Regions from separate parts of the Homo sapiens genome. Here region 2 is linked to region 1. Evidence: chromatin loops called from intact Hi-C (ENCODE). Cell type or tissue: heart left ventricle. All regions are shown on one strand. Each heading gives the region's core, and the rest is flanking DNA. Links, peaks and the distances in the headings are about the cores only.

Region 1 (2,917 bases), core at 116-2,615:
TTTGATTCTGTTACATACCCTTTTCTATATATAGATGGGCTTGGCTGGGCACGGTGGCTCACATCTGTAATCCCAGCACTTTGGGAGGCCGAGGCGGGTGAATCCCTTGAGGTCAGGAGTTTGAGACCAGCCTGGTCAGCATGGTGAAACCCCATCTCTACTAAAAATACAACAAAATTAGCCGGATGTGGTGGCACATGCCTGTAGTCCCAGCTACCTGGGAGGCTGAGGCAGGAGAATCGCTTAAACCTGGGAGGCGGAGGTTACAGTGAGCCGAAATCGTGCCATTGCACTCCAGACTGGGTGGCAGAGCAAGACTCCATCTCAAAAAAAAAAACAACAAAAAAACAAAAAAACTAAATATAGATGGGCTTTGATGGATAGTATGATTCTGTTTGGTTGTTTATTTATAAAAATTGTTTTTATGTGTTTCATTAAATTAGAATATTTTTATCACCACAAAAAGCGGCCCTATGCCCATTAGCAATCACTCCCTATTCCCCACCAGCCCTCCTAGCTATAGGTAACCACTAATCTTTCCGTCTGTATAGATTTGCTTATTCTGGATATTTCATATGAATGAGATTATACAACATGTGCTCCTTTGTGATTGAATTCTTAGTGTAATGTTTTCAAGATTCATCCATATTATAGCATGTGCCAGAACTTAATTTTTTGTATGGCCAAATAGTATTCTGTTGGATGAATATATCACATTTTGTTTTTCTAGTCATCAATTGATGGACATTTGGGTTGTTTCCACTTTTAGGCTATGATGAATAATGATGCTGTGAATATTTGTGTATAAGTTTTTGTGTGAACATATGTTTTAATGCCTCTTGGGTATACCTAGGAGTGAAATTGCTGGGTCATATTGATACAGGAGTGCTGGGAAGAGAAGAGAGTGGTACCTTTAAATGATATGGACCAGGGAAGGGAAGTGCTCGGTACAGGAAGGGTGTGGTCCCTGGCTAGGGCTCCATCCCCACAGACCTAGGTGAGGACAGGCACTCCTGCTTTCCCGCCCAAATGTTGCATTTCCCAAGACCATCCTGGCCCACCATGCCCCCATCCTGTGCCTGTAACAGACGGAGACCCTAGCAAGGCAGAGACAGAAGCGGCTGGACATCGAGAGGAGTACATTGGCACTGGCAGAACGACACGGAGTTTGGCCGGGGCAGTTGGAAGAGAGCCGGGGCTGCCGAGTGGCCCAACTCCAGGGGAAAACCATCTCCCTGCTGGCTCCCCCATCTGCTGAAAGCTACCCCCACTCAATAAAACCTCACACTCATTCTCCAAGCCCATGTGTGATCCTATTCTTCCAGTACACCAAGGCAAGAAACCCGGGGGTACAGAAAGCCCTCTGTCCTTGCGACATGGTAGAGGGTCTAATTGAGCTAACACAAGCCACCTATAGACGGCAAACTGTAAAACACACCCACTGGGGCTTCACAAGCTGTAAACATTCACCCCTAGATAGTGCTATGGGGTCGGAACCCCACAGCCTGCCCCCGTCTGTCTGCTCCTCTAGAGGTTTGAGCAGCGGAGCACTGAAGAAGCGAGCCACACCCCCATCGCACGTCCTGAGAGGGGGACAAAGGAGCTTTTCCCATTTCAATGTGGTAACTGTATGTTTAACCTTTTAAAGAAGTTTCACATTATTTACCAAAGCAGCTGAATCATTTTACATCCCACCAGCAATGTATGAGGGTTCCATTTTCCCACATCCTGGCCGACACTTGTTATTGTCTGTCATTTTGATTGGTAGTCATCTTTGTGGGTGTGAAGTGGTATCTCGTCATTGTTTTGATTTGCATTTCCCTGATGGCTAATGATATTGAACACATTTTCATGAGATATTTGGCCATTTGTGTATTTTCTTTGGGGGAAATGTCTATTCAGATCCTTTGCCTACTTTTTAATGGGGTCATTTGTCTTTATTTTTTGGTTTATTTTGAGACAGGGTCTCGCTCTGTCACCTAGCCTGGAGTGCAGTGGCACGATCATAGCTTACTGAAGCCTCAACTTTCTGGGCTCAAGTGATCTTCCCACCTCAGCCTCTGAAGTAGCTGGGACTATAGGCGCACAGCACCATGCCTAGCTATTTTTTGTTTTTGTTTTTGTTTTGTAGAGACAGGATGCCACTATGTTGCCCAGCTGGTCTTGAACTCCTGGTCTTAAGTGATCCTCTCTCCTGGGCTTCCCAAAGTGTTGGGGTTACAGACATGAGCCGCTGTGCCTGGCCTGTAAATGTTCTTTATATATCCTAGATACAAGACCTTTGTTAGATAGATGATTTGCAAATATTTTCTCCCATTCTAGAATTGTCTTTCACTTTCTTGATGGTATTTTTTTGAAATGCAAAAGTTTTTAATTTTGATGAATTTCAGTTTATCTATTTTTCCTTTGTTGCTTGTGCTTTTGGTGTCATATCTAAGAAACCATTGCCTAACTCAAGGTCATGAAGACTTACATCTATGTTTTCTTCTAATGGTTTTATAGTTTTGGCTCTTACATCTAGATGATTTATACTGTGTTGATTTTTGTAGACAGTGTGATGTTGGGGACCAACTTCATTCTTTTGCATATGGATATCCATTTGTTTTAGCACCATTTGATAAAAGACCATTCTTTCCCTCATTGAATTGTCTTGGTACCCTTGTTGAAATTCAGCTTACAGTAATGTGAGGGTTTACTTTTAGGGTCTCAGTTCTATTCTATTGATTCATATGTCTATTGTTATGCCAACACACAATCCTGTTACCGTAGCTTTGTAATAAATTTCAAAACCAGGAAGTGTAAATCTTCCAGCTTAGTTTTTCTTTTTCAAGACTACTATTTTGGTTCACTTGAGTTTCCATAAGAATTTTTCAATCATCTTGTCAATGTCTGCAAAGAAGCCAGCTAGGATATTGAC
Region 2 (2,917 bases), core at 153-2,652, 59 kb after region 1:
CCCCCAAATAAACTTTCCTGTTCCTTTTTCTCCAGGAACGGACACTCACTGAAATTGGAATTTTGAACTGAGATAAACATCATACTTGTTTTATTGGGATGACTTCCAGGAACAGACCGTAGGCAGTGGCAGTAGGTGTTATTGCTGGAAGCGTTGCATTCATGGTGGGAACTCTTCATTATGAAAGCTCATTTGTTGTTGCTTAAGGGATAGGATGACGTCCTTTGTTCACTGGGTCTCCTCCCAGCCCTGCAGTTAACAAAATTGATCCCACAGCCTCGCATGGACCCACTCAACTTGTATTTGTTAAACTCCTTCTGTGTGCTCAGTATTGCGCAGGACCCTGTGGGGTCGGGAGGGGTCACACTAAGGGGTGTAAAATTCAACCCGTGCCCTCTTGAAGTTTCCATACTTACTGGGGCAATGAGACCTTAAACGAGATATTTCAAGTGTGATTCCCAAAAGGTGTTGCAAACTCGGATGTCTTTAGGACCAGGCAGGATTTGTGACTGTCAGAAGCAGTTGAGTTTGAAATAATGGTGAGTGATGGGAGCTGGAGTGAAGTGGAGCATGTAACACCCCATCCTCCCACAAGGTGTTCATCTTCAAATTCAAATCTAAACCAGCCAAAGGCTCTGTGGCCCACATAAAGCTGGTCTGAAGCTGGGTCTTGCCCAAAGCCACCAGTTTTGACTCCTGTTTAGTAGTATAAAATAATGGTATTGATTTACAGTGAGGTTTGTGGAACTCAATTTCATTACTTTATAATCGTCTCATATTGATTAACTTAATAATATAAGGCAGTATCTGATTATGTACCAAGATACTGTTGCTTCTGTATGTTTCAGGAGGTTAGAAACAGTGGGGTATTGGTGTTGGAGGCCCAGAACTTATTTTCAGCATTTAAAAAATAGGCAGACCAGGTAGAGAAGAGATTTGGGAGAGTGAGGCAACTGGGGAGAGTATAATGAAGCATATGTATATAGAGAAGAGGAAATGTCCTTTGGGGTATCTTCTGAAGTGTCCTAAATATTCAGGCGAGTATTTTCAACTTGTGCTGTAGACAATAAGAAGCCGTTAGAGTTTTGGAGCCAGAAAGCAAAGTATTAATCTGATGATCTTGTGCAGGATGGTTTGGGAGTAGGTAGAGGCTGGCGGTGGGGAGACTCTGACAAAGCCTTTGAAGAAGTCTGAAAATTAGGGCAATAGAACCTCAACTGAGTAGGAGAGTCACAGGAAAGAGAAGGGCTGATTAGACATCAGGGCTGGGAAGACATCATGAGACAACTTATTTTAGGGGTGCTTAAAAACCTGTGGGTGTATGGGGGAGGTACCTGGCCCTTTTAAGGAAGAAGTGGTTAAGTCCGGTGGCCTGGGCTTGTTACAAAGTGAAGGTGAACTACTTAGTCAGCAGAATGAGGTATTGATGGAGAGAATAATTGCCCTGCAGAAATAAGGACACAGTGTCCTTCATTTTGTGGATTCATATTCTTCATGATGTGTGAGGCAAGATGAACTCAACGACTAAGAGAACAAAATAGGAGCTCAAATGAAATCCTTTAGGGACTTTTCTTTTTGTGGTCTCTTTTTGGCCAGGGAGATAGAATAGGGAACACTTAGAATTACTAGGGGTCAAGGTGGGTGTTGAGAAGAATGGAGGCCTTGTCTGGGATTTTGTTTAGTATTTTTTTAATCCCTCTGAATCTTGTTCTTATCGTGAAGGCCTTATGGTTGTAAATAGAATTTAGAGGATTATCAAAATACAAGTTGTTTATTCAAGAATTACGTGGGAAGAGAAAATGCAGGAGTACACCATGTCCAGTGATTCATGTCTGGACAGAGGCTAAGTCTTGGGTCACTCGCTTCACAAAGAGGCATCACTGTTCACTCAGGGGCTCCCACCTGAATCCCAGAGCAGACGGATTCAAATAAATGCACCAACCTCTATAGACCTGCCTTGCAACCTCAAACCTCTTGGGGTCAAAAGCAAGAAGAAATGTTTATGATCCTAGATTGTAGGGGAAATAATGGTGATTTTTAAAAACACAATTCCCCGCTGGGCGCGGTGGCTCACACCTGTAATCCCAGCACTTTGGGAGGCTGAGGCAGGCAGATCATGAGTTCAGGAGATCAAGACCATCCTGGCTAACACGGTGAAACCCCGTCTCTACTAAAAAATACAAAAAAAGTTAGCCAGGCATGCTGGCGGGCGCCTGTAGTCCCAGCTAGTCTGGAGGCTGAGGCAGGAGAATGGCATGAACCCGGGAGGCAGAGCTTGCAGTGAGCTGAGTTCGCGCCACTGCACTCCAGCCTGGGTGACAGAGCGAGACTCCGAAAAACAAAAAACAAAAAACAAAAACCCACAATTCCCAATCTGGGAAAGAGAGACTACAGAAAAGATTGATGAGATTGATTTTGGATAAGTTCAGTTTAAAAAGATGGTGGAAAAGCCAACAGAAAGTGGTCAGTAGAAGTTGGAGGTGGGGATCTGAGGTTTGGCTTGGAGATCAGGGCAGGAGAAACCAAGGGCAGCTGTAGACTTTGTGGATACACATTTTTGTTAATCATCTGCATAGAGATGGTAGTGGAATCCATAATATTGGAGGAGTATCTGGTGGAGAGAGGAAGACCAGAAGGATGTGAGCTTGTTCATTTATTCCACAAATATTTGAGGGGACCCTGTGTGTGTGGCACAGGGAGAGATGAGACCCACAGTAAGGGAGCAGCAGGAGGAGGTTACAAAGGTTGTGGAAGAGTGGTGGAAAACGGTCAGGCGGGGCAGAATCTGGTAATGTCTTGGAAGCCAAGGAAAAATAACTTAGTGGAATATAAAGCTAATCAACAGTGACATATGTTGCAGAAGAGTAAAAATTGATGACTGAGAAAATGCCTTTTGGATTTCATGAGCAGGGCACTG

The links. Peaks named below come from ENCODE experiments on the same cell type or tissue, not always from the same donor. Only the 100,000 strongest peaks of a DNase experiment are listed, where the experiment ranks them.
Region 2: a loop joins it to region 1, with 2.0 times the contacts of the local background. A loop is called at or near these places in 13 of 110 quality-filtered maps.

What each region holds. Positions count from the first base shown.
Region 1 is chr9:4,652,976-4,655,892 of GRCh38, reverse strand. The region is part of intron 3 of SPATA6L (spermatogenesis associated 6 like); the gene reads left to right. Among named protein-coding and RNA genes, the nearest start is that of PLPP6, 7.9 kb to the left of the region's middle. In heart left ventricle, for the core only: no CTCF peak of the experiment used is centred there; a DNase peak (open chromatin) is centred at 1,162.
Region 2 is chr9:4,593,649-4,596,565 of GRCh38, reverse strand. It overlaps a transcript of SPATA6L not described here. Among named protein-coding and RNA genes, the nearest start is that of PLPP6, 67 kb to the left of the region's middle. In heart left ventricle, for the core only: no CTCF peak of the experiment used is centred there; no DNase peak of the experiment used is centred there.